Regions from separate parts of the Mus musculus genome. Here regions 1 and 3 are each linked to region 2. A link is a loop called in an ENCODE intact Hi-C map of the cell type or tissue named here. Cell type or tissue: heart. All regions are shown on one strand. Each heading gives the region's core, and the rest is flanking DNA. Links, peaks and the distances in the headings are about the cores only. Region 1 overlaps Ctnnbl1 (catenin, beta like 1). Region 2 overlaps Ctnnbl1 (catenin, beta like 1). Region 3 overlaps Ctnnbl1 (catenin, beta like 1).

Region 1 (10,425 bases), core at 1,722-9,721, 120 kb before region 2:
GATACACCCAAAGGTGTGTTTCCATGTTGCTTCTAAAGATTTATTTATTGCTATTTTATAAGTGTAAGTGTTTTTCTGTGTTGTACATATGTGTACCATGTGCATGCTTTGTGGCCAAAGAGGCCAGAGGAGGGCATTAAATTTCCTGAAACCTGGAGTTACAGATGGTTGTGAACTGCCAAGTGGGTGCTGGGAGCTGAATCCAGGTCCTCTGGAAGAGCAGCAAGTGCTTTTAACTGCAGAGCCATCTTACCAGCCTTGGGGGTGGGGTGGGGGGTGGGGGCTGGGGCTAGTCAAGTGCAGATTAACGGTGGGGACGGGATATGTGTGCTGTGGAGTTTCCTTCTTTTGGAAGCTCACCCTCCTCTGCCTCGCTTGCTGGCTGGGATGGTGCCCTTCCTTTCCCTTCCGAGGACGGTTGTCACATCACCTTCTGAACAGTTTTTCTCTTACATTTTTGTACATTTGTTTTTCAAGACAGGGTTTTTCTTTGTAGCCTTGGCTGTCCTGGAACTCACTTTGTAGATTAGGCTGACCTGGAACTCAAGAGATTCACCTGCCTCTGCCTCCTGGGCACTGGGATCAAAGGTGTGCGCCACCACCACCTGGCTCTTATTTATTAGTTTATTTGTTTATTTGTTTATTTATTTATTTATTTATTTATTTTAAATTAGTTATTTTATGTGTGTGGCTGTTTTGCTGCACATATGTGAACCTTCTGGGTGCAGTGCACTCAGAGTCCAGAAGAGGGCATCAGATACCCTGGGAATGGAATTACAGACAGTTATGATCTGCTATATGGGTGCCGGGAATTAGATTTCTCTGGAAGAGCTGCAGTATCCTTAATCAATGACCCATCTCCCAGTCCCTAATTTACCTAATTTAACTCTTTAAAAAAGTGTGTGTGTGTGCATGTGCTCGCACCTGCTGCCGGCTCTCTCACTAATGCTCCATTTTTTTAGTTCAGTGTTCTGTGGAGGTTCCTGCATTTAATTGTCATAGTTCTTTGGTTCCTGTGTCAGAGTTTGAAGAGTACTGGTTTAAAAAACCCACATCGTTGAAGAATGCCTGTGCCCTTTTCTGTCAGCTATTTCTTGGGCCTCACTGTTCCTAACTTTTTTTTTTTTTTTTTGGTTTTTTGAGACAGGGTTTTTCTGTATAGTCCTGGCTGTCCTGGAACTCACTTTGTAGACCAGGCTGGCCTCGAACTCAGAAATCTGCCTGCCTCTGCCTCCCGAGTGCTGGGATTAAAGGCGTGCACCACCACGCCTGGCTTGTTCCCAACTTTTTACTAGGTGTGGCTGTAGGCCCAGTCTTGTCCCTTCAGAGGAGCCCATCCAGTCTTCCGCTTCAGCTCCTTTATGTAGCTACCTGTTAGCCCTGGAGCTCTGATTGACATTTCTTGTGTCGACTGAACTTCTGGCCAGATGTTCAGCTATCACACAATCCTCTGCTTCCTCCTCTGCCCGCCCGCCCGCCCGCCCGCCCTCCCTTCCTCCCAGCCCAACTTTACATTTTAGTCAGGGCTGTCAGCTGCTCAGTGACTTGAAAGAAGCCTTGGGGCTCTTTCTCAGAGATGAAAGTGCTGCGAGATGAAAGATTCTCTCCCCCTAGACCGCATGAGCTTGTGAGCCAACTCCTTCCAGGAGGAGAAGGCCTGTGCCTGTGTGAGTGACTGACTCAGTCTGGGTAGGAAGAGGCCCAGTGAAGCTTGGGGAGCTTGCATTCCAGAGGGAGCTCCAAAGGTTTGAGGTCCCGGCACCCAGTGCCACACAGTGCTGCCACATGGGGTGGCATCAGCAAGGTGTGGGATCCTGAGCCAAACAGTCCCACTGTGGGACAGAGGCTTCCCAGAGGAGGAGGGCTGTGTCCTTAAGAGCCTTCTTTTTGTCCTCGTGTTTCCACCATCACCTCAAGCTGTAGCCCTGCAAGGCTTTGCCACTCAGGTGGCTTCCCAGATGTGGTGCTGTGGTGCTGTTGTCACGGTAGATAAGGGTCCATTTCCTTTGTATGCTGACAGACAATGCTCTTCTTCAGGCATGGAGGTCATATAGAGGTAGATGCAGCAGCCACTCCCTCTCCATTTCAGAAAGACTGGTTGGGGTAGGTCATAGTGAATAAATAGCCTCCTTAATTCTGGGGGTAAAATTGGTGACCAGTCTCTTTCTGTGCTTTCAGTGGCTGCCACTGTTTTTCAGTTGGGGGATTGAATGTATAAGGTTGAACACGATAGAGAATTTTTTCTATATAAAAATGACTGCATCAGGGAATGCAGAGGTTCAAAATAGCTCGTCAGTACTGTGGGAGGAAAGAATGGGAAACCTGTGAAGTAGCTTTAATGTTTAGCATGGCAGATGAATGCAGACTGTGGGTCAGATGGTCTGCATTTGAACCCCAGTCCTGCTGAGAGCTAGCTGTGTGACCTTGGTCCAGTTAATTAACCTCTTTAAGCCTTGGCTTTTATCTTTCAAATGGAGATCATCTAACAGGACTACCTCTAGTTCACCATCTCTAGAAATATTCTTACGTTATCATTACCATCTTTTAAAAACAAACAACCCCAAGGTCTTACCTTGTAGTCCTGACTGCCTTGGAATTCTATGTAGACCAGGCTGGCCTGGAACTCACAGGTCTGCTGCTGCTGATTTTTGAGTGCTGGGATTAAAGGCATGTGCCTCCGTGTCTGGGTATCACCTATATTAAAAAACCCAAAAAAACAAACAAACAAAAAACCAAAAAACAACAGGATTAAATGAGGCAGCGTGGCTGGTATAGTTCTCAGTAAATAGAAGCTGTTTATTTTTGATATGCCAAACAAACATGTTACCAGGAAGCAAGTTTGTCTTAAATTTTGCAAAGCTGCCTCAGTGTTCCCAAGATCTTTGGTTCCTTGGAGAATAAGGCTTAGAATTCAATAAAGCAAAATGAGAACAGTTTGTCACCCACACTTCCACAGTGTAGCATATTCTCAGTAGGCTAGAGCACAGCCCTGTTCCACCACAGTTAGCCGTCACCGATAGCAAAAATTATGCCTCCAGCAGCTGCCATTTGTTCCCCAGGTCTCCTCCTCAGCACTGGGAAATCACAGTTCCTGCTTAGCAGGTACCAGGAGTCTCACTTACAAATCACCTCTTCCTTTGTCTTTTCCTCCCAGTCATCCTGAGGGAAGTGGGTGGTTTTGATCTGAGTCTTTTGTAGCTGGAGAGAAGCTGGAATTAGGAGATGGAGCCTGAGTTCTGAGCCTTCTTTTGCCTTTTCGGAGTCAGCCATTGGCCTTTTCACCTGACTTGTTCAGAGCCGGTTTCTTTTCCATAGAGTTCCAGAGTGAGCTTAGGATCCCAGCTCCATACAGGCTGGCGGATAGACACACAGTGGGTTATCCTTGTCCTGGAGGTTAGTAAATAGCCACGGAGCTCTTATCTTTATTTTTTGGTGTGTGTATGGCCGGGTTGCAAGTGCCCTCCCTCCCCTTGCCCCCTTGGGGTGTGTGTTTGTGTGCACAAGTCAGGGTTACAGGAAAAAATGTTGGTTATCATCTTCACTTACTCTCCACCGTTTGAGACAAGATGTCACCTGGAAGCTTATTTGTCCAGACTGGCTGGCCAGTGAGCTGCAGGGATCTGCCGATCTCCACCTCTCCAGCGCTGCGGTTATAGGTATAGGCTGCTGTGCCTGGAACACAGGTCACTGTGGTTTTGTGACACGTACTTTACTGACTAATCCAATCACCCTGACCCCTTGATTTTGGTTTTTGTTTTTGTTGTTTTAGGTGGAGTCTAGCTGTGTAGCTCAAATTGGCTGGGAATCCATGATCCTCCTGCTTCAGCCTCCCATGTGCTAGCATTACAGGTGCTACTACCATGCTCAGCAAAATATTGTTAGCCTTGTGTAGACACACCATCCACCTCAGTCCTGGCCTTCCCATTAGCCTTGCAGTACTAACTGACCCCAGAAGGATCCAAAACAGCAAAATACCTGCTTTCCAAAAGCAGGTAGGATTGATCATTGAACAAGTTGCTTGATGTCATTCACATGCTTATTGTGTTAATGCCCAGAATTGAGAGGTGGCCAGAGGGCTTCCCAGCTGGGATTCCACTGGACTTTAACTAATCGTCCCTCTGTATCAGCACTCTAGTATGGACTGTTGGAAGGCTGTTTTCTTTGCAGCTCTTGAGTTTATCAGGTTGTCTTTCACTGGTTTCTCCGCCCACGGTACTTCAGTGGAATCTCAGATTAGTGATTAATGATGAGAGAAAGTATTGGGCATTTTGATGTCACGTAATGGCTTAGCTGAAACAGGGTTGCAGCCGTTGGTCAGGGGGAAGACAGACCTACCAAAGATCCAGCAGAACATCGAAGCTCAGCGATAAAAGAGGACTATTGATCAGTCGGGGGTGGCTGCTGAGAGAAGCCTGTAATGAGGTAGAAGGTGGAGCAGGTTGTATTGAATTGTGCCTACTCCCGCTTGCCTGCTGTCTGTGGAGAGTGAACTGCAGGCTCTTCATAAACAGATTTTCTAGGTCTCAGAGGCCTGTTGAGGTGGGAGTGCAGAGTGAGGAGGAGCCAGAAGTTCTCATTGCACCTGCCTCCTCTTACACGTGGGGAGGCTGGAACCCAGGGAGGAGAGAACCTTGCCTAAGGACCCAGCTACTGGCTGATGGAGTTGAGAGCAGAACTTTGTCCATGATCATGCCTCCTGTCCTCTTCATTAATTTGAAAACAGATTCTCCTAAGCACACATGAGCATACACATTTCGCCTTTCCGGCAGGCTGCACTGTGTACGCAGGCTATCATGATGAGTGCGTGTTCCCTGTGTGCAGGCTTTCTCCTGACCTGTGCAGAGCTGTGACCACTGCATGATGCCGCAGAGGGGTTGAGATCCTGGACCACTTTCCCTGGCTGTTCACTCTCCTCCTTGGTGTCTGCTGTCACTCCTTCGTGCTGCCGTGGGAGAGATGTCTGTCTAACCTCTGAGGCCATTTGTTTCCTTCTTTGAATGCTATCACAGAAAACTGTGGTTGTTGGATAAAGTTTAGTTTTGGTAGAATTCATCTACAAGATACTGAGGCTTGTCTTTGTTTCTTTAAGGCATTTTCCTTTGGCCTGACACTGGCATCGTGGGCATTAGAGAATGTCTCATCCGTAGGGCTTCCTCTCTCTGGACATGTACCTTTTTTGGAGGGGAGCTGTTCATTTAGATCTGTGGCTGTTGTGGTTCTCTTTTCTTTTTTTATGTGTATGACGTATTTTGTGTATGCGTATGTCTGTGTACCATATGTATGCCTGGTGTCTGGAGGTCAGAAGAGGGCATCAAATTCCTTAGAGCTGAAGTTATGGACAGTTTTGAGCTGCCACGAGACTGCTGGCGACTGAACCTGGGCTCTCAGCAGGCACACTCAGTGCTCTTGACATCTGAGCCATTGCTCCAGCCCGGGTTTTGTTCTAGCTAGCATCCACATCCAGTTTCTCACACCCAGCATCCCACGGCACCTCGAAGGCAGCAGACATCAGAGCTCAGGATGCCTATTCCTGGCCCATTGTGCCTTTCTCGTGCTCGAGGCTCTCTGGCAGCCTCTCCTTCTGCTGCTCTTTACACCCCTGAGTATGTAATGGTGTCTGTTTTAGAAATCGTTCTGCATGTGTGCTGGCTGGCTCCTAGCATCTGAACTATATGAATGGAATGGACCTGGACCATCTCAGATGATGTATCTTCTCTCTGAATCTTCAAGAGCCATGTTTGGGCCACCGCCCATTGGTGGTCATTATGTCCAACCCACCTGAGTTTTGTTTGAGAGGACGGTTTGGGTAAATCCCACTCAGGAAGCCCTCTATTCTTCCAGTTCTCGGGCAGTCTGCAAGTTCTCCGTCTTGGCTCTGTCTGCCTTTGTTATTGTTTCCTAGTCGTTTACTAGGGCTTGGCAAGGAGAGAGGATATTGTTTACTCTTGTTTCCAGGGCACCCTGGCATATGCTCAGAGTCAGGCGGTGAGCCAACCCAGATTTTCAGGGGTTAGTAAATTTTATGTGGATTAGTGGCCCATATTGAACCTTTTGTTCTTGAATCGGTCTACACACTTATTAAATGCCAACTACATGTAAAGTATTACACTAGACTCTGGTCAAAGCCCCTGTCTGTGTGGGGCTTCTATCCAGGGAGGAGAGACAGACAGTAAGCCAGAACGAGTAAATAAGAATATGTAAGCAGACGTCCTGGAAGATGATTCAGATGTGTCGTAAGAGAAAACATGGCAGTGTAACTGTAGCAATGACTGTTATTAACTTGTTTAAAGTTCTAGAGGGCCTCTTGAAGAGATGGTATTTGAGTTGAGAACTAAGAGATGGGAACGCCAGCCATATGAACTCATATACTGCTGTGAACTGCCAGTACAGGCCCCAAGGTCAGCCGGAGGAGGGAGGACCCAACTCTGCCATTTGTCCTCAGTGTAGTGGAAGTCATTAGGGCTCTTAAGCTGTGGAGTGACACGGTCTGGCTCAGACAAGAGGCCATGGAGGGGCAGTCTGGCCAGCATGGCTGCTGAAGGGGTGCAGAGTCCACCTTTGTGCTGTCAGGCCACAGCTGACGCCATGCTCTCCCTTAGATAATTGCTTTCCCGCCTCTGCTGTTTCCTGCACATTTCCTCTGTGTTGTGCACTAATCAAGAGGCAGCTCTCTCCTAGTGCCAGGGTTGGCACAGAGTGCGGGCAGAGTGCCCTTCATTGAGTACCCTGGCCTGAGAGAATGAAGAAAGCAGCCCTGGCAGGCCTGGGACGCACAGCTGACCCGCAGCACCTGCGCTGTGCGGGAAGCTTTGGAACTGTGAACCCCGCGCTCCTGCAGAGCAGCTGCATGGGCCGGAGCTGCTGATTACATGTCGTCGCTGATCTGCCAGATCTGCGGCCATCCCCTCCAAGCCTGCTCTCACACGGCAGCGGGTAATTAGGGGCACGGCCGTTTCTAGGGCTCCAGCACATCTTCTGCAACTGGCTTGGGGTGGCAGGGCTGGGGGCGGAGCGGCATTTCAGTTTCTGTCAGTCCTGTAAGAGGCTGCGAGCAGTGTCCGCATGTGGCTACTTCTTGATTTCAAAATTTAAAAAAGACCTGTCCCTAATGAAAGGGAATAATTGCCTTCCCCTGTTGCCTCCAGCAGTCCCCTATGGGAATTCTGCCATTAGACTTGTCAGAGTGGCTTGCAGGGACTTTTCCCCCTGAGTTAGCACTGAGATCTGAATAGGCAGAGATAACGCAAATTAACCAGGGGATAAGCCTATCTGCAGAGGGACAGCTCTCTTTTTGACCAGAGGTGCCATTGCTGCGCCACCCCGATTCTCCATGCTTCTCAGTGCTGAGGAGAGAAGGGGAAAGAATTGCTCCAGCAGCACCTGGGGTGGGCAGTTGTGCTAGGCTCAGAGCTTGAGATGGCCTCGGGCTGCTCAGGCTGCCTGCCGAGTGAAGCATGGGATGTTGCCTCGCCAGCCTCTCACGGGGCATCTGCCTCACCAGCATAACCAACTGGAGAGCCACAATTCATGGTTCACCTATACTTTTCTTCTGTTAGATTTCCTCCTTCCTCTCAGATCTGGCAAGGACACAGAAGGCTCAGAGGAGAAGGAGAGATGGCATCTGCCTCTGGCTGACATGACTTGTGCCATGGTCGTGTGGGGATTCCATAATGAAGATTGCAAAGCACTTTCCATCCTCTTGGAGCCTGCCCCATAATTAGAAGATTAAACATTTTGTTTAAATTAGTAATTTTCCCCTCCCTCCTCTGACTGCCACAGACTGTCCTTCCGAATCCTGGAGGCTGGTTAGTAGCTGATACTGGGCTTTGTGTTGTACCTGGGGTTGTCAGCAGAAGGTTGAGGAAGTCTTAGTTTAATTAAAAAAGCAATTTTGACTCTTGCTTCACTTTGTGTGGCAGAGAGGCTCTTTTGCCCACGTGACCTTTGTGATGGCCAAGCACGGTGAATGTGACTTTTCTCAGGGGTATGACACTGAGCCTGGCGGGGTGACATGGCCGAGGGTTGTTGTGCAGCTGGGCCTGAGGGCTCCCCTCTGCAGCAGAGGCAGCTTGCCCTCCAGTTGGCAGGTTGCCTTTGTGTTTATGGAAAAAGAGGGTCACTTAGAGGGAAGATGTGTCTAAACAGCCGCAGATGACAATCAGCTCAAAGAGGAGCAGTGGCTGTCACCCACCCACAAACAGGACAGGCTGTGACTTCCATGTTGAAGCCCACACTTCATGCGAGGCTCCAGCTGTGTGATGTGCATGTGCTGTGTTCCTCTCTATTTGGAGCAGAGGAAGGGGAGGCTCCAGAGCTGCTGCTGCATGGAACACCTGGGGAGGAGAAGGTTGACCCTTCTTCCTAGAAGAAGACCATGAGTGACGGCAGCCTAAAATAAAGACAGCAGAGACTTATGGGGAATGGGGAGGCACAGCACCATTGATTGGCCTTGTAGTTCCTGCCACAGGTATCATTTTTGTATAGAAAGACTGGTTACATGTAAATGCCCTTCTCCTCATTGCCCTGAGGTCCTCTAAGGCTGTGGCCAGATGAGAGCTTGCTGGGGCGGGGGGGGGACACTGCTCAGTAAATGCCCTTGACTAAGGAAGAATGGAGTGAGGGGTGGATGAGTGACGGAAGTGGCCACCCAAAACTGGGGAATACATTGGGGGGTCACCTACAGTGTTGTTTGCCATCTCTCCTGTTGCCTGTTTACAGCTCTTCTGCCTCAACTTTCTTCCTGCTGGGATTATCGATGTGAGGGTCCATAGGAGAAGTGCCCAGGTAGAGGCCCTAGAAAGACATTCAACCATTCTTCGTTCCCTCTTCAACCACTCCATCTTTAGCCAGCAAACCCTAGTGAGCCTCCTGTCTGTCCCCACATCATTGGTACCACAGTTCATCTGTGACCATACCAGGTTTTTATGTGAGTGCTGAGTATTTGAACTCTTATCCACTGAGTTATTTCTCCAACCTTTGTTTTTGTTCTTAAACATTTCTTTTCACTGAAGCCAGGGCCTCACATATGCTAGGTAGGCCTTTCATGATGGAGCTAAATCTCAGCCCCTTGCTGCTGCTTCTTTCTTGATGAAGTAGATTAAGCTGTGTTGTGACTGATCTTGGTCTTACTCATAGGAAACTTGCTTTAAATAATAGCAGATGGTCTATTCTGTTCCTTCTATAACCTGAGAGTTGATTGGCATTTCTTTTAAAGACTAGGGCTGCCTCTGACCCTAAAGCAAGAGATCGATTGATTCATTTATTTGCCAGAGATTTACTGTAAGTCCACTGTGGGCCATAATTGCTGTTTTTCTCAGCACCCAGACTTATAGGCAAGAAATGAGCCTGCACAAAGCAATAAGGTTGGTTTTTATTTTGTGTTAGTTGGCTCGAGAATATCCATTTCCTATGTATGAAATATATATACACACATGTGCATATGTACATATATATTATATAGAGATTATGTGTGTGTTTAATATTTGTTGTGGACTTTTTCTGGGTTTGGCTTTTCTCCATATTATTTACAACAGTAGGGGGGCTCCCCCCCCCCAAGATTTATGGTGATTTGTCCAAGGTCACACACTAGTGACAGCAAATTCGGTCACCAAAGTGCATTCTCTTCCCTTGTCCTTCTCCGTATTCGTGGACTAGTTCCCATCAGTTTCTTGGGTGTTTTGTGTTTCATACAGTCCTAGGACGCACATGTCTACATCACTGCTGTCAGCTCATTTTAAGTGTAAGGAGCCCCAGGCAGGGATGTACAGTAAACACGGAAAGCAGGTGAGGCAGGCTGCTTCTGTCATGATTGAATTCTTCGCCACCGTTTTCCAGCTCTGTGACTTTGGGCAATATGCTGAGGTGTCTCTCGCAGCCCCACTTGCTCCATTTGGTAGCAGGAATATTACCTCTGCAGAAGGCGCGCTCGGGACTGGGAAGAAAGCGGTGCACTTATGACCTGGAGCAGGCCTGCAGACCGTGGTGGCTGTGCCACTTCAGTGGTCATTTGGTAAAAAGCTGTAGGGAGAATTTTCTGGGTTCTTCAGACCCCACAATTCTAGGATCTTCATGCTTTTGTGTGTGTGTGTGTGAAATTTAAGGCCCAGCAAGGCTCATGATGTGGCTTTGTTTTAAGAGGCGGACGCCTTCTGTCTTTCAGGCTGTTTGAGGCAGCATGCCTCTGGTGTTGTGATGTTCACGGGAATCCTCGAGTTTCTGAGTAATTTCAGTCTGAGACAAGTGAGTAGAATTGATGTCAGGTTGCCTTAACACAGGTGTTATAAACAAGATTAAGAGGTTGTTGAAAAGATATCAGCAGAGCTCTGGGGCTGGCTTTCTGAAGTCATTCTAACGTGACAGCTAATGGGTAGTTTGCCTGATGGCTCTCCCTGAGCTGGCTGTAACTGACTGGAGATTCACCCACAG
Region 2 (10,425 bases), core at 1,767-9,766:
GGGTGCTGGGGCCAAGTGCTTCTGCTTTAACGTACCTTCACCAGCATGTGGGTCTGTTGCATTGTCTCTTGAAGGTTCTTACAAGTCTCCATGCCTGTGTTCAGTGTCCTTCCCTTGGAGTGCAGTACCTCCTGAGTGGCAGCAATGACACTAGGCTAGGGGATAGAGGAGACTTTCAGAGGGTTCAGGTGAGGGTCTGGTGGGTGTACAGCACAGCCTGGTGATTGAGAACACTAGCTTTGGATTCAGAGGTCTGCAGTTGAGCTGATTTTGTTACTTTCAAGATACGTGGCCTGCAGACATGGCTGAGTGAATGAAAGCACTTGCCATGCAAGCAGATAGACTAGACTTTAGATACCCAGAATCCATGAAAGAGCTGTAGCCACTACCTGTAATCCCAGAAGCCAAAGATGAGAGATCCCTGGGCGAGCAGGCTGACTGGGAACCAGGCTAGCTGGGGTCAGTGAGCTTTGGCTCAGTAAGAGGCTTCACCTCAATAAGCAAAGAGGAGAGCAAGCAAGGAAGACACCTGGCATCTGCCTCGAACTGCCACATGCAGAAAGGTGTGTGCGGCTCTGAGCCTCACTTCCCCCAACTCTAAACTGGAGACTTAGGTTGCAGGGCAGGGCCGTCGGGATGAACTGATTACATGAGCTCTCCACCAGGTTAGTGTTTCCCAACCTACCTACCTTCCTTTCTTTCTTTCTTTCTTTCTTTCTTTCTTTCTTTCTTTCTTTCTTTCTTTCTTTCTTTCTTCCTTCCTTCCTTCCTTCCTTCCTTCCTTTCTTTCTTTCTTCCTTTTGATTGATTATATATAAGTACACTGTGGCTGTCTTCAGACACTCCACAAGAGGAAGTCAGACCTCATTATGGATGGTTTTGAGCTACCATGTGGTTGCTGGGATTTGAACTCAGGACTTTTGGAAGAGCAGTCGATGCTCTTAACCACTGAGCCATCTGTCCAGCCTGATTCCCAACCTTCCTAACACTGCAACCCTTTAATACAGTTTCTCCTGTTGTAATGACCCCCAACCGTAAATTTATTTTCATGGTTACTTCATAACTGCAATTTCTGTTATGAATTATAAGTATCTGATAAGAGACTCCTGTGAAAGGGTTGACTGACCTTCCCAAAGGTGAGGAAGGACAGACAGGTCTTAAGAAGGAGCTGCTGAGCAGCCCCGGGTAGGCTGTGGAAGCTGGTGGTAATGGTCTCTATGCTAACTGAGAGTGATGGCACTTCATATTGCCATTTCTCATCCCAAACCAATAGAATTCAGCAATAGCAGTAGCAGCCATTCACTGAGCCACTGCTGTGGGGTGGGGAACCAGCAGCCCCCTTCATTGTACTATGTGAAGCTGTAGTTATCCTAGAGTCCCTGACATTCACATTCTCACTAGGAAACTGAAAGTTAGAGACATCCAGGGACTTGTCCCAGGTCGTGCTACTAATACTACCGGAGCTGGGACTCGAACCCAGGTTGCTGAGCAAGGAAGCCAGTACATCTCTTCACACCCTGTGTGGTAGGCAGTTCCATAGGAATAGAAGGAAGGCTCAGAGTCCCCTTTCAACACACGATAAGTACGTTCCTGCTTATAGCCACAGTAGGGCTGGGGCACAGTCTTCAGAGATCTTGTTCTGCCTCTTTGAGCCCACCTTCAACTGTTTGTGCTGCTTGGTAGCAATGTACCACAGCACGGAGCATCTCAGTAGTCACGGCTGTGTTCCAGTCTCCACGTGTTTGTAGGAAGAGTGAGAGCACTTCTCTGTTATCTGATGTGGTTTTTCATGGTTTAAGGAAATCATGGACAAAGAAACATGTGGAGGGAAATGCATAAATTCACCAAGTCACCGGCAGCTGCCAAGGGTTGGGGCTGGGGTGTGATCTGCCTGGGCTGTCGGTGGCTGTGTTGTTGGAGCAACATGATATCAGCTCCTGTGCAGAAAAATACTGCTTGCCAGAGAGCCAAGGTGGTGCCAGCCTGGTGGATAGGTCAGAAGTCTGGCCGGCATCGCGGCAGCACTTTCTGTCCTTTGAAGGTCTTGGGAAAATGAACCTTTCCAAACCTGCTCAGTGTCCCCAGGCTGTGTTCCAAGATGGCTCTACTAAGCTGAAAACTGACTCAAGTTATTTCTGAACAGACGTCAAAGTCTTTTCTCAAGTTACTGAAGGAGTTTTTCTGGCTCTCTCTTCCAACTCAAAAGCAACTAAAAAGATTTTACTCAGGCATTTTTTTTTTTATTATTGAAAAAAAGATCAGCTCTGGGGCAGAATCAGAACATGAAAGGTTTTGGTTGGAAAAAAGAAATCTAAGTTCTAAGTGAATATCAAGTGTGTAACTTCAAGCATCTTCTCTTTGCAAGAAGAGACTCAAATGTTGACTTATTTATTTGCTGTTAACTAGAATTCTCAGGAGCCCCAAAGGGGCCGGCAGGAGGGGCCCCAGAGGGGCCCGCACTCCTTCTTTGTTCCAGGGCACATGTTCAAGCTGCTGCATGCTGGCTGATGCCGTGTTCTCAGCAGCACCTCTGTCTGCTCTGAGCATGTCCTGATGCTCATCCCCATGTCAGAAGTGGCGGTGTGGCCTTCCTTTGCAGGCAGTGTGCTCATCCCTCCTCTCCCTGCCTGTGGCTCTCTTTCAGGTTGACAGACTAATGGAGCTGCATTTTAAATATCTCAGCGCAATGCAGGTGGCCGACAAGAAGATTGAAGGGGAGAAACATGTACGTACCCTGCCCACTTCTTGACAGTCCCTGACACACACTCCATTTGGTCCTTTGTGTGCCTCCTCTCTACACAGGACAGGTAGGACAAAGGTGTGCCTGCAGCCGTGGGCCACCTAAAGTCCTAAGAGCAGAGCCAGAGACTGCTGTGTATTCATGTGTATTAGTTACTGTTACTGTTTTGATCAAATGCCTGACAAGTCCCGGGGAGAGGGATTCACGCTGGCTCACAGTTTGAGGCCATACAGTCTGTCTGTCCATAGGCCGTACAGTCTATCTGTCCATGGGCATTGCAGTAGCAGATTGAGGCAGCCCATCACACGGCGCCTGCAGTCACCAAGTGGGAAGAGGCTGGGGCTGGGGCTTAGCTTCCTCTCCTCTCTTTATCCAGTCTTTATCCAGACCCCAGCCCATGGGATGATGCTGGGTGGATCTGCCTTCTGAAAACAACCTCACACTCATACCCGATGTGCATTTCCACAGAGGTCAACTGTGAAGATTGACAGTCACAGTGTAACTACCCTTCAAGTGGTTAGCTTTTAAGAGGGTGGATGTAGGACTGGCCAGGGTCATCCTAGGAGTTAGACAAGATCCTAGACAAGCACAACTCTCAGAAGTGCCCAAGGACAGTGCCAGGACTTGGTACCATGGTGACCAAGTTGTATTGGTCAGTTGCTGGCTGCCGTTGTCCTGAGGAAGTGGGGGGATGTGACTCTAAGGAAAGGGATCCCAGAGTAGGAGAGCAGGAGGAAGCTGAGAAGTCAGCAGATCCAGCTTCCCATATGCAGAAGGCACATGGAGTAAAGGCTCCACCTCTGTGGCCAGGCCACGCCCTAAGCTGGCATACCTGGTCCTGTCTTCTGGTCCTGCAGCTTTCTGAGGACCCAGGAAACTCATGAGCCTGGCTGGGTTTCCTTCTTGAGGGGTCTTACCTACTCTTCTGTTAGCTGCTGCCCTCCCCCGATTCTCCCTGCCTCTATATCATTCAGTCTCCAGGCCTATGCCTTACTTAGCACACATCTTAAGTAGAGCAAGTTTTCACATTTCCCTATTGTCCAGTCTGTGTTCTGACCTGTGGACACCCCCCAGTGTGTAGCCACAGTACAGTGTGAGCCCTTTCCTGCTTTTAGCAGTCTGCCGGAGCCCCAAGTTTCCTTGTGATCTTGATTTTCTGAATCTCTCAATTCTCACCTTGAAGAGACCCTCGCAGCTTTGGAGCCTCTCTGCCAGGAGTGTTGGGCATCCACCCCGCAGCCTGCAGAACTCTGCTCATCTGCATTGCACAGCCAAGCTGGAGCTGGGGTGAACAGAGGAGCCTGAGACTTGTTTCTTTGCCACTTCAACTCTGACACAAAGCACAAGTCCACCTAGGCAGAGCAGTAGACTGTAACTGTGACTCAGTCTTGGAGCTTGCCTGTGATCTCTAAGCCCAGTCAGTGCTCAAGTGTTGGCTGATTGATTGAATTGATTAATAGGGACTTTCTTCTTCACACAGAGATACAACCTCAGGTACAGGCTGAGTCTGTAAACACTGAGCTAGGCTTAGGTACCTAGGCACGCTCCTCACCCCCTCCTTCATTCTATCTGATACCTGAGGGGCACTGGGGGACTGATGAGTGCCACAGTAAGGGAGCCTTTCTTTGTGAGAGTGACAACTAGACACAAATGAAGATGCTCTACTTCTGTGTGGGAGCAGCCATGACACCACCGGAACTCTAGCCCAGCCATAGCCCCTCATAGAACCTGCTGGAGCAGATTCCAAGTGGCAGAAGAAAACCTGGGAGGCAGATACACCATCTTGAAGTTACTATCAGTCATGGCTTGTCACTGTTCCTCGTGTGGCTCCTAGGTCCCTTTAGCTTAGTGTTTCACTTAATGGCACAGCCAGGTGCTTTGTTAGAGGTGGGGGTACACACTCCGAGGAAGACCAGTAGGCACTTGAGTGTTGGGAGCACCTTGCACGTCACTGTTAGGGTCCTTGGTGTGCTTCCCCAAAGATGATCCATTATCTGCATTGAAGAGGGTGTGGAATTGGTTTGCAGTGAGGGAGAGTGATGGCTGCAGCCCCACCCCCAGCCTCCAGCAGGCTGCTGTGTGCCACCAACTCGGGCCCTGCCATTCGCTGACAAACAGCTGTCTCCTTGGTGCCAAGGCCGTTTTGCTGGGCACTGGCAAACATTCCAAGGCCATTAGTGCTCAGCAGCCTCGTGCTGCTCCAAGAGCCAAGGCAGGAGGGGCATGTTGGTGAGAGGCATTTGCTGCCAGCACTTGGGCTGTCTTGGCAGATGAAGCCACCTCATGGGTGTTGTGTCACAGAGCAACACAAGCTCCCTTTCACCCCTTCCTCCTGTTGTCCTCTCTAAGTCATGGACAGCTGCTCTCCCTGCTCCCAGTACAGACGTTCTACACCGAGTGGGAACTCCTCAGCCAGTGCTGATGCAAGCACTATTTCTAAGGCATTTGGATGGCAGTGACCCTCAGATTAGGAATGAGGGTCTAGTATTTCACTAAGCCTGAAAGGACACCCACTCTAGATAACAGAGTCAAACATTGGCTTTTCAGTGTCTCTCACCCTAACCTTTCCCTGAAAACCTCCATTTCTCTGTATGTGGTTTGCACTTGACCAAGATTCAGTGGAGAGAATCCAGTCATTTGGCAAATGTTGATAGACTCCTGTTCTGGGCCAAGTGCTGGACCAGGCACTGGCCAAAGACGAGAGGCCCAAGTGCCAATTAGAAACCTGAGTGTGGTGTGTGCTGCTGGGGAGAGCCAGGGACCCAGAGGGCAGCTCAAGCCACCCCAGTGACTCTGTGACTCTTCCACATGCACACCAAGTAGGGATGGGGTTTTTCAGTCTACTGCCAGACCCTGGGAGAGGAGGGGGGACCAGGGAGGTGGCCTTTCCCTGACTCTCTGCTCAGGACACATAGCCTCACTGGCCCGGACTATTTTTCCCCATTTGTTTTTAAGGTGTTTGAATTTTTGTGCTTGGAGAAACTGGGTAGGTAGTGGTATAACAAGTAACGCCTGACCCAGCACCAGGAACAGGCAGAGAGCCTTTGTTTCCTTTTCTCTGGGAGGTCCCTGTTAACTCCCAGTTGGTTCTCTGCCTTCCCTACACCTCCAGCCCTGTCTTCCTGCCTTGGGTATTAGAGCTAGTGCCTCCTACAAGGTCAGATCTCATTAAATATGTGCCCACCTCAGAGAAATAGTCATAAAACCCGTCCCTTCATAGCTGGTAGGCAGTGTGCTTGTTTGCTTCCTCTGTGCCTGTCATTTTGTTGGTGGTGGTGGTTGGTTGGTTTTGGTTTTTCTGAGGCAGGGTTTCTTTTTGTGTAGCCCTGACTGTCCTGGAACTCACTCTGTAGGCCAGGCTGGCCTCAAACTCAGAGATCCACCTGTCTCTGCCTCCCCAGTACTGGGACTAAAGGTGTGCACCATCACCACCCCAGCATGGTCTCCTCTTAAGATTTTCACCCTGAGCCTGAGGAAAGGACCACTGCTCCTTGAGGGAGTTCGTTGTCTGCCCCCTGGGTGTTAAGGATGGAGGGATCTGCCTACCTCCACGTTGTTCCAGAACTTTCATTTTTGCTGGTAGTGCTTAGTTTACAAAACAACAAAACCCCACACAACCCCTCTCACTGAAAATACTTGAAAGTACACACAAGTAGATTCTAATGTGACTGCAGCAGTAGCATAGTGTTTGGTTGGTGATGGGTCTTGTCTTGTTGCTTGCAGTGTTAGGAATAGAAGCCAGGGCCTTACACATGCAGGGCAAATGCTCTCCTGTGGAGCAACATCCCCAGTCCTGCAGCTGTCTGCACTAAGGAAACAAACATGCTTAGAAGCATGCATGGGACTCCTCCAGCACTAGATTATTTTAGCATTTTCAGTTCATAGTATATTACTACAGCAGTACATAACTGGAAGAGAGCGCCGTCCATGCCTTGGGCTGGTTGGTGCCCAGTGTGTTCCGGCTGTACTCAGTGTCCTTGAGATCCAGAGTGAAGTTGGACATACCCCAGGGGCTCCTGGTTAACAAGATTTGAACTTTTAAAGGCCGTGTAATGTTTCCAACTCTTCCAGCAAGCAGCAGCCCTCGTGATCAGTAAATATCCAGGGCGCTTGTCTCAGCAGATTTCACTGGGCTCCCCAAACAGGCTGAAGCCCAGAAAAGACCAGGATCCCTGTGGGTTCAGCGTACAGAAGCTGCCTTCAGAAGCAAGACGTAATTAGATAGGTGCTGGCAGGGATTTCTGAAAGAGGGAGGAGAGCCTTAGAGAGAGGCTTTTCTTTCTTAGTTCCTGGGAAAATTATACTCAGCAGGTTTATTCAATAAAGTGTTCTCACCACATACTTCTCACCGTAATGACTTACAAATTGCATGCTAATTTTGCCACAGTTAAGTCATTCTAGGCTTTATCCTGCAAAGAAAAAGATGGACTCTGTAATGAAACAGTATCCACAGGACTTGATATCTTAAGCAGACTGGCTGTTTCTTCAGCATCCAGAACTCACTTGAAGATATGGGTGAACGGGGGTGAAGGGTGGAATGAGCATGTGGGGTGCGTGACCCTGAGCGCCAGGTGGAGATCTGGTTTCTGCTGTTCTACTAACTATGCTGGAAGCTTCCAAAGCAAGCTTTAAAAAAGAGAGAGTGCATCCTGCTGAGAGTTCCTCTCAGCCCATCTTTAAGCCAGTACCTCACAGACTTTCTCAGCCAGGGAGTTTGCCAGTAGAAGCTAGTGGGGAGGGTGTCTTTTCCTGTCTCCTACTGCCCTCTTTGGACACCCACTGTTTCAGCCATGGCCCCTTTGGTGCCTCCTGCTTCTCTGACAGTCATTTCCAATCAGTTACTGGAAAAGAAGTCAGTAGGTCTGAGTTCTGGATCCACACCCCTGCACTTGCCTTACAGCATCGTGGCCCTGAGCACAGTGCTTTTCCTTTCTGAAACTGAGTGCTCACTCAGTGAAGCTAACATCTCACCTCTCCGCCACCTCCCAGGCTTGTTGTCGGGTTTGCAAGGGTTAGGGCTGTGCCCCCTCCCATACCTCTGTAGGCTCACAGTCCGGTGTACCTGGATGTCACTTATAGGCTCCTCTGGCTCATTAAGTCAAACCCAAACCATGGGGTCCGCAGAGTGGGAACACCCTAGGACCATTCACCAGTGTAACCAGTCAGACCCTGGAAGCCATCTGCTGCCTCACATCCACCAGACAAGCTCTACCGGCATTGGCTCCCAGCCCTTCTCACTGCCACGGGCTTCATCACTTCCTTTGCTTTCACACAGCAGCCACCTAACTAGGCTCCTTACTCTAGGAGTGTGCCCTGTGGGTCTTCCTCACCCTACCCAGAGAGTATCTACGTGCATACTTGCTTAGACCATTCCCAACACTCACACACACACTCACACACACACACAGTCAATCCAGTGTTGTTGTGATACCATCCGCTTGTAGGTGAACCTAAACCAGGCCCTGCCACATCCCTTGCCCATCACTACATGAAGAAGCCACTTGTTGCTTCTGGATTCACTTTCTCAAATCTGCAAGAGCCAGGTGTGGTAGTGCACAGCCATAATCTCAGCTCTTGGGAGACCGAGGCAGAAGAATCTCAGACCCAAGGCTGAAACACCCACTGGACACTTGCCCGTTATGTCTGCAGCATCTCTTCCGCACCCTCCTCTGCTGCAGCTGGCTGCCCGCCCCTTCAGTAGCCTTCAGGGCTCGGGTGTGTAGACAGATATTAGGTGTGTGTGTGTGTGTGTGTGTGTGTGTGTGTGTGTGTGTGTGTGTGGTGCCTGTCATACAGAGCAGCTGCAGTAGTAGTCTCCCTCAGTTCTTAGAAACCCATCCCTGAGGATGCCCAGAGCCTCGCCGTGGTACTAAGCACATCTGCACCACAGCCTCGGGATGCAGATGAGAGACTTGGCCACTGTTCTGGCTCTGCCTCCCTTGAACTCCCTGCTTTGCTTACTGGCGAAAGTGAGTATAAGAGCACTGATCTTGCGCAGTGGAACCTAAGCACAGATAGTCCCTGGCTTAAGAGGCTGTTCGTCAGAATTATTGTCACAAGTGGCTCTGGCCTGCGTGCTTGTCCGTCCGTCCTCCAATCCAGTGGAGTCCTCACTGGTAGAGTTTGCGTGTACTTTCTCCCCATAGAACCATCATTTTCTGATAATACCTGCTATGGTGGGAACTCTGCCTCTCAATACTTGTTCCCTGTTGGCAAAAATGAACAGTTGGGTGTTTGGGGTTTTGTTTGTTTGTTTTTTAGGGGAAAGGAGGCACAACAGAACCAAGGAACCCTGTATAGCCAGGTTAAGTACCAGCTTTGCCACACAGAGTGGAAAGTGCCCTTTGTTCTAGGAGGGACAAGGCCATTTGTGGGAACCTGGCACATGCAAGTGTGCTTGTGTAATCAGCCTCCTCCTTATGACCAGGCCCTGGCCTAAGAGCCAGCCGTGGATTTTTATGCACACACACCGAACCCCAGATTCCTAGCCTCCCGCTTCCCAGCTGAGAAGACAGGCTTCTAAGATCTGCACCCTATTTTAGAGGCATTTGGAGGAAGGGCTTTATTTGGGGACATTTGCATCTCTTGTCTCCATTTACCACTTCCAGTTGGGGCTGCATGTAAAGGGTTCACAGCCACCTCTTTATGATGGTCCCCTTCCCTCAGCCTGAGACAGCTAGCTCACTACCTGTCAGGGCAGATGAGAAATGCCATCAGAGCCCTCCAAGGGCTTGTGCCAGAGAGAGGCAAGGGAAACTGGTGGTTTGGTTGTGCTTCCAAAGCCAGATTAACATTTACAGTGGAGATGCAGCTGAAAGAGAGAACACACCAGCCTGCAGTAATAGCACCTTGACGTTCCACATTCCCCTCTCTGGTATCTTTGGCGATGAATCTGTTTATTTTAGCAACCCTCCGACAGGCTTATGCTGCTGGGAACTGCAATCTGTTCCACTTACAGTGCACCATTCACTCAATTACCATCTAAGATTTTATCCCAGCCCTCGTGTACAGAGTGAGCAAAACAAAGCCTAGCAGGGTGTCTTCTCACTCTGTCTCCCAAACTGAATATGGAATCTTCTGATCTAGCTCTAGTCTCTCCTCCCTCACCCACCATGCTTTCACACGGTCCCATGTGTGCCAGCCTAGTATTAAACTACTCTGTAGCTAACCAAGGATTGTCCTCAGTTTCTGGTCCCCTGCCTCCACCCCTCAAGCAGTAGGGTTGCAGGTGTATACCACCATGATGAGATGGCTGAGATGCAAACCCAAGGGTGTCGGGAGCATGAGGTGGGAGGTACCCACTCTCCAGCCAGGCTACATCCCGGCCCTCCTCTCATTTCTAAATATCTTCTTTACTGGGAGAAAGGCAGGCCAAGAATCCCTATGTTTAATGTTCCTGGTTTACACTAATTCCCATATAACTTAAAGACAGTGGCTAATGCTGGAGTGGTCCATGCTACTAAGATGATGCTCTTTTACACTATGAAAGGGAACACAGGCTTGGAGCCAGAGTGTGGGCCTCTCTGCCCTAAGCTTCCAATGTGGAATGTGGATATAGTCATACCTCTTACCTCTTACCTCTTGGGGTTCAGAGGAAGAAATATTATTCATCCGGGGCAGCCTGGCACTCAGGAAAAAACACTTTTGCTGAAAATGAACAGACTAAAGGAAAGGCCTTGCGCCAG
Region 3 (10,425 bases), core at 895-8,894, 53 kb before region 2:
TGATGAAGAAGACGTGCACAGAAACTGAACCAGCACTGGCTGTTTCTTGATTAGACGCTACCGCTCTTCCTCCTTAAGTACAAAATCAATGTCCAAACAGCTCTGTGAATGGTGCAGGGTGATGGAGGTGCCAGCTTCAGTATGAACACTTGCCCTGTCCTCTGCAGCTACAGAAATTATTTGTCATTTCAAAAACCTAGCTACAAAGCAGGAGTTGTGCTGATTAAAGCCATTGTCTGTGTGTCTGTATCTCAAGGACCTGGCTCTCTTAGGTAAAAACATCAGCGAGGTTTGCACGGTGCCACTGATGGTGCCATGTTAAAGTCTTGCAGCTGGAGTAACTGGGCAGCCATGAAAGATGGTCTCTGCAGTGGACGTGTCCCCTCTGCGGGTGTCCCCTCTGCGGCTGCGAGCTGCAGAGCACACAGCAAGGGAAGAATTGTGGGTAGTAATTTAGGTATTAAAATATTAACACATTTTTGCATATTTAATGTGGTTTCCTTTTTAAATAGTAGGCAGATTATGGCCTATAAGCAGATAGGTTTATGGGTTCAAATTAAATTTTAAACATTAAAAAAATTCCAAAAGGAGCTACTTCGTTATAAATATTTTTAGCTAATCTCAACAAGAACTTGCTTTCTTTTCAACTTCTCTGATCATGTATCAGCTAATTTACAGCCTCATTTTCTGGTTGTAACTTGTAAATTGGAGTTTCATATGTTTTAATCTTATAAGCTCAAAACTTTCTCTTACTTGCCTTGGGGATACACAGTCTCTAGACTTAAAATATGGGCACAAGGTATGCTCTGTGGAGGAGGGTACATTCACACACTGGGTAGGGCTACTCTGTCCCTTTGTTATTTAGCATTGAGAACATGTATCTGGTCCCCCTAACCTGCCTTTCCTTTAACCTCCTCGTATCTGGTGGGTAAACAGTTTGCCCTGGAAAGGGAGCAAGATTCCTTAATGGCTCTCTCGTTTCTGTTTCCCACAGGCCAAGATGCCCTTCGATGCCAACAAGCTGTACTGTAGTGAAGTGCTGGCCATCCTCCTCCAGGACAATGACGGTGAGTGCCCTCACAGAGACAGGCCAGGCTGGGAGCCACACTCAGTCTCAGATCCGGTGAACTTGCCTTTGGCATCGCCTGGGCTCTCTGCTTGCTCTCCGTGCAGCTTTTGTACTCTGTCAAGCTGTATTGATTTTGTTAGCTGACGGATCAGTGGTAGACGGCTGTAAAATCTGACAGTTGGCTTCTTTTTTTTTTTCTCCCTTTATTTTCCTTCTTTTAGAAAACAGGGAATTGCTGGGAGAGCTGGATGGCATTGACGTGCTTCTTCAGCAGTTATCCGTGAGTACCTGTTCCTGTGGGCCTGCTCTCAGTGGGAGGTAGAAGTAGAAATATGGGAAGGGGCAGCCACATGGGGACCAAGGGCAGGTTGGAGGTCACACTGGAGCACAGGGCTTACCTTTTTTTCTTACTCACTGGCCCTTTCTGATCGAGTGTCATGGTGAAACTGGCACAGCCCTTCCCAACTGCTGATCCAAAAGTAGGGAGAAGTAGGGAGCTCTCCTCTGTCCCCAGCCAGGATGAGCCAGTTGTGTTCCTTTCTAGCACCCAGCACGGTTCAGCTCCTTCCCCTTTGGTCCTTCCCTAGAAGAGTCTGTCTGCTCACTGAGGTTCCAGGGGAGCGCAAGGAGAGCAGTTTCCAGCTCCATGGCACGAGGGTCGTGGTGGTCGGGACAGTAGGGATGGTTGTGGCACTGCAGGCGGGAGTGGGAAGGTGGAACGTGCCTTTTGCTGGTTGAAAGCAATGTAAATCCAGTTGAAATGTTACCTGCTGGCAGTCTGGAAGTGCCATCAGGGTTCCTCCTCAAAAACCTTATCTGTGTTACTCCAAAACAGCACTGAAAATAGATCATTTGGATACAGGCTGAAGAGTGTTGAGTGTCTGAGACGGCAGTTTGCATACAGCTTTCCTGCCGTGCCAGCCGCTGAGTGACTTGGCCTCCACCCTAAAAATAGAGCTTTGTGGTGGGAAGCTGTTTGCGGTTCCCATGAAGTGCTGTGCAGTCACTGATTGCAGCCCCTATGGGGCCACCTGCCCAGCTGGCTCAGGGGCTCTCCCAACCCGTGCTCAGCGCTGACATGCACAGCTGCCCAGATGCATGCCTGGGCCTCGGAGCCCCTGCTATTGAGTGAGGGGAATGCAGCAGCCGCGCTGTGAAGAAGCACCTCTTCACCTAAGATAGGATCGGCTACTCTGGGTTGTGGGTACCGTAGAAAGGGGGTGAAGTGGGGCTGGACGGAGCAGGGACAAGGCTGTAGGGCTTTCTGCCAGAGTTGGTTTTGGAGCTGAGCTGTGGTTTCAGACGTGTTCCCTCTCAGTTTCACTGTGTGTGTCCAGTATGGCCTTGTCTCTTTCTGATTTTCACAGAGGCCAAGGCCTGAGGTGTGCTGTTTTGTTTGGCTGACTTGCTGCCTTGACGCTGTCAGTCAATCTCGGCCCAGTGCTTGGCTCAGTGTTTTTATGTGAACTTGTATATCTTTATTTAGTGCCCACACCTAGAAAGCTCAGTTTCTCTAAGCTGGAAACTGGCGAGAGCTTCATTAGTAGAGTTCACTTTCCTTGGTGGGCTTTGGAAACTGTAGGGTGCGCATTTTTTAATGGCTCCGTTCTACTCTCCTTGGCAGGTATTTAAAAGACACAACCCCAGCACCGCTGAGGAGCAGGAAATGATGGAGAACCTGTTCGATGCGCTCTGTTCCTGCTTAATGCTCAGCTCCAATCGAGAGCGCTTCCTGAAGGGCGAGGGGCTGCAGCTCATGAACCTCATGCTCAGGTTTGCCCCAGTCCTCACTGTGCCTGTCTGTCTGCCCGGCACTGCTAGCCTGACTTTAGGATGCGTAGCTGTGGTCCTTCAGTCCCTTGAGTTTCCCATTCATCCAGACAGTGTTCATTTAGGGATGTGTCTGAGCTTTCCTGAAGGGTGGGCTGGCACATAAAGCTGTGCCTCGTTTGTGTGCCGGGTGTCAGTTGGTGACGCAGCCACTGCCCTGAGGATCATGTCCTTGTTTCTTTTATTGTGTTGGTTTTGGAGAAAGCTAAGCATTACCTTTTGGGCTTGTTCGTCTCAAAATCTGTATGCTCCATAGATCTCTCTGTCTATATTCCTGCCGTTGACAGCAAAATATTCATATTTATTCATTCAGTAATGAATTCTGTGTGTGCCGTGTGCCTAAGCACAGGGAATATGAAATATGAAAGATGCTTCTACAACTGTGGGCTTATACTTCCTTTAATGTATCTTTTTTGTTCTGCTCTACTCTCTAAAGACAACACTGCTTCAGCTTCTCAGTTAGTCCAAAGAATCTTAAAGTTGGAAATAAAGTGGAGAAGTGGCTTGTTTGGGTGTTTTATTGAGAAATGTGGCTGGGAAGGAAAAGAGAGTTCCTGAGGAGGTGACCAGAATGGAGTACCACTAAGGGACAGCATTTGAAATTGAGAGGCTCTGGGTGCTGCTTGCAAACACATTAGGAATTTTCTAATCATGGAATTCGTGGAGTTGAGCCGGGGTCAAACATCGTAAAACCTCTAGTCACATGCAGTGACAACTGAACAAAGATGTCTCTGAAAGTGCCTTACAAATTGGACGTATACTTATTAAGCATAATTTAGACTGTGGGTGTTCATTCTGTTTTCTTTTTTTTTTTTTTTTTTTTTTTTTTTTTTTTTTTTTTAAAGATTTATTTATTTATTATATGTAAGTACACTATGTAGTTGTCTTCAGACACTCCAGAAGAGGGAGTCAGATCTCGTGATCGGATGGTTGTGAGCCACCATGTGGTTGCTGGGATTTGAACTCCTGACCTTCGGAAGAGCAGTCGGGTGCTCTTACCCACTGAGCCATCTCACCAGCCCCCTCATTCTGTTTTCTATTAGGATATTTTTAGTTACTGTGTTTGTTAAGTGTCTTGCCAACAAGGCCGAGTCCTCCCAGAAGCTAAAATGCCCCAGTCTGTCACCCAAGAGTAGCCCACCTTTGGGCAGATAGAGTCTTCTTGGTTTTATTGTCAGTACTACTATTATTATATCATCATTTATTATTATTTTGGTGGGAGTTACTTGTTTGTTTGATTTAACATTTAGTCCTGCCACATTCTACCGTTTCATATTGTTTCCTTTTTAACTTCCCGTGGTATTTGTCATTCTGTGACATAAGTGTCATGAGAGGGCAGTAACTACTTGAGGGACACAAGGAACATTGCGGCCATTTCCACTATCATGACGTAGTCTACAATGACCAGTTTTGTGTTTTAAATGACTTGGGGATTATCAATGTACAGAACTCTAAAGTTCCTTTTCTTTAAAAGGTTTGTGGAGAGCTGAAATACGGCTGTCATACAGTGTATCCTAGACCCTGGATTGATTGAGAATCTTCTTTTGAGAAATTGCTTTTAAATGCAAATTGTTCTTTAGAGAGTTCTGGGAAATTACTCCAAGGCCTTTGCTGTTGAGGTGACTCTGGCTTTCCTTTCTTGAGAGCATTCGTCTCTTACCCTTCTAATTGCCTGGCCTTTATTGAAATGGCCGCTGTCTCCCAAGCAAACAGTGTGTAAAGCATTTGGCTTTCTGGGTTTTCTAACCTTAAAGCTTCCCTCTCCAGGGACTTTCCCCTAAGCTTCTTCCAGGCCTGAACTGCCAGTGTCTGGATGGCTGAGTGCAGACGTGACGTGATGAATTCCTTCAGCATATGGCTCTGTAATGTGTAGCAGTGGGGAGCTGAATAAATAACCAGAAATATGGATTATTCAGACTGGAATGCTGAGGTTCTAGGAGGCTAATTAAAGAGCTCCAAGGGGCTTGGGAGCCAGAGCCTGCCCCTCTCAGAGCCAACTCTGCCTCCTGTCTCTGTCTCCTTCTGTCTCTCTGTCTCTGCCTCTCTCTCTCTCCCCTGCTCCAACCAAGACTGTTTTAGATGCTGTAATATCTCATTATCTCCTCTGATAATACTTGATGTTTATTATTGAACCTCTACCCATGTCACATCTCCCAACCTAGTCCTCTGCCCTCTTAGATTCTAGATGTGGAGACCTTTGTTTGCTGTGTTAGATACACCACAAGATGGCCAGCATGTTTGTCTGACTCAACGGAACTAGAGGTGCTTTCTTTGTGAGACTGTAGTCCTTGAAAATCTGGAACTCACAGAGATCTTCCTGCCTCTGCTTTCTAAGTTCTGGCATTTAAGGGTACTACCATACCCAGTTTGGATTGTGAGCTTCTCAGAGCAGCAATCCAATCTTCTCCTGTCCAACAATAGATGTACAGTGGCTTCCAGTCCATCTTCTCCGTGTGAGCTAGAAAAGCTGAGGATGCTCTTACTGTTTAGAGCCACTGATGCAGAATTTCTACCTGAACCCATAGATAGGCTGCAGAGAGGAGAGAGACTTGTTTAAAGACAATGGAGTGAAGTGTTTTGTCCTGGGTTTCCTGGCCACATTTTTAGAAGATGAAGAGCAAAGAACAGGCTGTAGGGTATTTGTGATACTGAAGCTCAAATTCAAGGAGACCTAAGTGCCAGGCCGTTCCAGGCTCCGCCTGCACCCATAAAGCCAGTGCCTTGTCCCTTCTGAGCCTTGAACTCTCAGCCGTCTTCCTTCATCCTCCTGAGCCCTCCTGGGCTGTGTTTTGGGTAGCATTCCCTGCCTCATTTCTGCTCCAGCTCAAGGCAGCCTTCAGCAGATGTGGGACTGGACTCTATTCTTCTGGCCTTTGTCTTTTTCCTCTGTACCACCAGGGGCCAGCTGAGTGGTCAGGTGACTTTCCCTCACTCCTGAGCTGTCTGGATTTCACAGTACTTGACAGAATCAATGGCAGGGAGGGGCCCTTTTTATGTATTTGTGCTTCTCTCACTGCCAAAGAACAAATGAAGACGTCTTGAAAAAGAAGCAAAGATTTTTATGGTCATATTGAAGAGTGAGCCTCATGCTGCGATAGAAGCAGCAGGCAGCTATCCTGTCCTGTCCTGTAGGAGCCACAGTGAAAGGAAAAAACCCATTTCCCATGTGGTCCCATAGCTGTTAGCAGAACACACAGAGGCTCTGGGCAGTGCCTAGCATGACACCTTTAGGGAGAGGTGTCTCTGACATAAAGGTGTGCTATGTCTGGCCTCTGTCTTGGTCTGAGAATTGAGAACAATGGTAGACAGTGTAGGATGGGCAGAGAGAAGGTGGTGGTGGCGGCGGGGCGGGGGGGGGGGGGTGGCCTTTTGGTAGGCAGCAGGAGAATTGAGGTAAAGACAAAAACCAGCTGATATTTTTATAGTCAGAGGTGGTTGAGTGGAAAATAAATTTTAAAACTGGGTGTAGCAGTGAATGTCTTTAATCTCAGCACTAGGGAGTCAGAGAGACCCTGAGTTCAAGGTCAGCCTTGAACTACAAGGTGTACAGAGTGAGTTCCAGGGCATCCAGAGCTGCACAGAGAAACCCTGTCACAAAAAGAGAAAAAGAGAAAAAAATGAAAAAGAAAAAAGATAAAACTCAAAGGAGCTGCAGTTTATTGTGCTGTTTAAGAACATTAATCCTAGTACTCTAGAGGTAGAGGCAGCTGGATCTCTGTGAGTTCGAGACCAGCCTTGCCTACAGAGCCAGTTTCAAGACAGGACTACAATGAAACCCTGTCTTGAAAAAAAGACATTTTTAAAAAAAGGACTGTGGAATTGAGAGGTGCCAGTCTGCAGAATTACACACAGTCTGGAATGGGGCAGGAAGGGAGATGGCACTGTAACTGCCCCAGAAGCCCTGAATGAGATGGAGCTGCTGTCTCCTCCTTCATCCCCACAGATGTCTCTCTCCAGTGAGATGCTTGCTACAAATAGAAAATTTCAATAGATGTGGGTTAATTTTAGCCTGTGCTCCCAACAGTCTTTCTTGCAGCGCCGGCAGGCACTTTATACCAGTGTGTCCTTGGCTGTGAACAGTTTGGTGCTCTTCAGGAACTGCCAAGCTGCCAGGACAGGAAGAATTACATTGTCAATTTCTTTGAAAATGTTGACGTGAGGCTTATTGCTTCTGTTGTAAACATTGTTCCAGTTAGACAGAAGACCACCACGCTCCCCAGAGATGTGCTCAGCCCAGCCTGAGTTGTGTAGCAGAAACACAGTGAGTGAGCTCGTCTCCGTTATTAACTGTACAGGTAAAAAGAGAGACAGAAGGACACAGTCACATCGTCCAGGAATCACTGATTCTTGTTTGGTTGGGTTTTGCTGAGTTTTTTAGGAAGGTTTTCCTTTCTCAAGAATGTGACAGAGAGGGTGTTGACATGCCATTTGCAGAGTGAGGCTCAGCAGGTCCCATTCTGAACAGGGCTTGTGGCAAAGTATATGGGTAAAGAGGGCATCCTGGGCCCTGGGTGTTCATTCCCTGGTCTTTTTCCTGCAGTCCAGTGGTTTTGTTCTTGATGGCCATACATGTTACAACAGTCTGAACCACTCTGCATTTTCAGTCCCGACCTTCACCATGTTCCAAGAGCTAGCGCCTTCTCTAAGCTCCAGTCTCTTAGGATCAGGCAGAAGAGATCCTCGGGCCAGGTCTGTGGGCAGCTGTGCCACCGTGGGGCTGAAGATGCCCGGGCATGTTCTGAGCTGTGCATGCATGCGTCCGTGGCTTGTTGTTCCTTGCCTGTAAGCCAAATCCCAGTGCTCTGTCGTAGATGGATCCCGATAGTTTGCACCTGTTCTCTGAGAACAGACAAATGCTTCACAGGCACAGAGCAATCTTTCCCAGTCCTGCAGGCTGATGGTACCACTTCATAAATGGAGAATGCCGTGGTAGGAGCGGATTAGCTGACCAGAAATTGTGGCAGACCTGTCTGCCCTGTCTGAGCCCTTCTGTCTGACTCCATAGTTGTTTTTCAGCCCAGGGTAAATTGTGCATAATTGAGGTGTCTGTTTGCTGCGTCCTCCATGTGTGGACCACCCTTCACATCCTTGCCACCAGCCTAATGACATCTGCCTTTATCACGCTCCTGAGTTTCCCTGTACACTCTGACTCATTGTTTCTAGGTAACAATTGACTGGCTTTTTGGCCACTATATATTAAATTTCATTTTATGGAATTCAGTGTAAAGGGAGTCATATAGCATGTGCTTTCGGCTGGGTGTGGCAGCTCATCTGACCAAGTTCACCATGTAATGTGTTTTGAGATTGATCCTTGCAGTGTATCAATAGCTTGTTCCTTTTTCACCACCAAATAATATTTTATCATATGACTAAGCCACAGTCTGTTGACTCACTTACTGATGCTCTGTTTGTATCCTGTTTGTAACCCTTGAGAGGAATGAACATAACTGTGCAAGGCTTCAGGCACACGCAGTTCTCATTGATCTTGGGTCAATACTGAGGAGCTGAGTGGAACCATATAACTGGTGTGTACTTTGGTTTTTAAAGCTCTGTCAAACTGCTTGCAAAATGATGCCATTTTGAATCCCATGGCACTGTGTGAGTTCCAGGAGCCCTGGTTTCCCATTAGCATTTGGTCAGCCTTTTAGTGGAGCCGTGCTAACGTCTGCACAGTGTGTGGCGGGGGTTGTCTCATACAGTTAGAATTTGTTTTTCCTTATGACTAGCAGTATTGGGTATCTGAGTGCAAACTCATCCCCACATCTCTCTGCTGGTCAGTTCTCATCAAATCCTCTGCCCTTGGGTGCAGGAAACTGTGCCAGTGATGAAGAGTACAGCCTCATGGACACAGGCCCGACAGGCCTGTGGTGCAGGCATTGTGTTCTGCCCTGGGCTCTGCCTTTTCCTTTCCACGGTCATCTTTTGAAAAATCTTAATTCCGATGGTGATTTATTTATTCCAGTGACCTGTTTCTGTCTGAGTAACTTGAGTATCTCCTGTCTTTCAAGAAATGTATCACTTTGGTTTGTTGACAGTCTTATTGTGTGCAAGTCTACCCTCGCTCTCCCTTAAGTCTGTAGACCCAGCTTTGTTTAATGATTTTTCTCTACCCCTTTTCTGGTTTTTTGTGTTGGAGATTTCTGCTCTGGTCTTCATTTCTTGACTTTTCAAGATAGAAATATGAGGTTGTTCATTTGAGGGCTCTGTTATTTTCTAATGTGTGTGCTGCTATAAATCCCTGCTCGCTGAAGAGTCAAGGCAGCCGGCTGCTCTCTTGCTGTCATGTGTTTTCATTTTTATTTCATCCAAAATGAAGTACTTAGAAGTGTGTTGTAAAGTTCTCAAATATTGGGTGCTTTTCTAGCTGTCTGTTCTCTTTTCCAGCTGTCTGTCCTCTTTTCCAGTTGTCTGTCCTCACTGACTTCTACTTCCTCATGCTGTCTGAGAATACACTTCATGTGACTGGAACCCTTCTGGATCTACAAAGCCTTGTGTGGGCCCAGGTTGGTCATGCTGCCAAGCCCTCTGAAGAGCCTCTGCTGCCTGCCCCGGCGCAGGGGCTTTGCAGTGGGAGGGGGTAGAGTTGGTGTCATGTTGCTTACAGGTTGTTTTCTATTTTGGTAGTTAGTGTGAGGTGGCGGTGAAACCGTGGCGTTGGCCTTTGTCCTCTCATCCATGTATGCTTTGGCTCCACGCATTCTGAAGCTATTTAGGTGCTTAAACATCTGGGACGACATCAGTTGGGGTGGCACACAGTTTTATTCCCAGTGCTCGAAAGGCAGAGGCAGATGGATCTCTGAATTTGGATTAATAAGGGCAGCCTTGTCTACAGAGCGAGTTTTAGGACTGCCAGGGCTACACAGAGAAGCCCTTTCCCAGCAAACAAACAAAAAGTTAAAAAAAACATTTCAGAGTTTATGCTCTTTTGTGTAACTGACCCTTTTATTATGAAGAAATTACTTTCTCTATCACTAGGATTGCTCTTTGATCTGAAACTTGATTCCTAGTATTGTAACACCACAGCTTCCTCTTAATGAGTGTTAGCATGGTATCTTTGAGCATCTCTCTGTTCAGGAATAAGTTGTATGCTGTCTGATGCCTTGCTCCCTTCTCCCACCAAATGTATATGCTGAAGCCCTGGAACCACCCCCCATCCCGGGTGGCTGGAGACAGTATAAAAGAGGTTTTTATGGTTGCACCCCAGGCGTGCCCTCTCAGGGTGCTGTGGGACCCACTGGATCGTTTCTCTCTCTGTCCTTCCTGCTGCTGCGGTCACATATTTGATGTCAGAATACGATGGAAATCCCACTGGAGAGTCTTCTTTTTGTTTAAATGATCAGTTATCTTTTAAAATAGATTTTTAATAGAAAAATGGTCTTTTCTATTAAATATATTTCTGTTCTCTATATCTACATATTTTTTATTAAGAATAGATTCTTCTCTCATACAATGCATCTTGACCACGGCCTTATCTTATCCTTAGTGGAATTGCTTTGAGTTTTTCTCCATTTAACTTGTAGTTGCCT

Evidence for each region. A loop is a pair of places that touch in the nucleus more often than their neighbours do. Peaks named below come from ENCODE experiments on the same cell type or tissue, not always from the same donor. Only the 100,000 strongest peaks of a DNase experiment are listed, where the experiment ranks them.
Region 1: it touches region 2 in a loop (2.9-fold over the local background); 6 of 42 quality-filtered maps call a loop at or near these places.
Region 3: a loop joins it to region 2, with 1.9 times the contacts of the local background. A loop is called at or near these places in 7 of 42 quality-filtered maps.

Annotation. Positions count from the first base shown.
Region 1 is chr2:157,745,181-157,755,605 of GRCm38, forward strand. All of the region lies in intron 1 of Ctnnbl1 (catenin, beta like 1), which reads left to right. Among named protein-coding and RNA genes, the nearest start is that of Ctnnbl1, 13 kb to the left of the region's middle. In heart, for the core only: no CTCF peak of the experiment used is centred there; a DNase peak (open chromatin) is centred at 6,691; H3K4me3 peaks cover 646 bases; H3K27ac peaks cover 985 bases.
Region 2 is chr2:157,868,464-157,878,888 of GRCm38, forward strand. Ctnnbl1 (catenin, beta like 1) reads left to right here. Exons shown (of 16, transcript NM_025680.4): 13 at 2,645-2,725. Among named protein-coding and RNA genes, the nearest start is that of Vstm2l, 41 kb to the right of the region's middle. In heart, for the core only: no CTCF peak of the experiment used is centred there; DNase peaks (open chromatin) are centred at 1,968, 4,948 and 5,498; H3K27me3 peaks cover 866 bases.
Region 3 is chr2:157,816,761-157,827,185 of GRCm38, forward strand. It overlaps Ctnnbl1 (catenin, beta like 1), which reads left to right. Exons shown (of 16, transcript NM_025680.4): 8 at 995-1,067; 9 at 1,291-1,349; 10 at 2,694-2,842. Among named protein-coding and RNA genes, the nearest start is that of Ctnnbl1, 85 kb to the left of the region's middle. In heart, for the core only: no CTCF peak of the experiment used is centred there; no DNase peak of the experiment used is centred there; H3K4me3 peaks cover 883 bases; H3K27ac peaks cover 2,940 bases.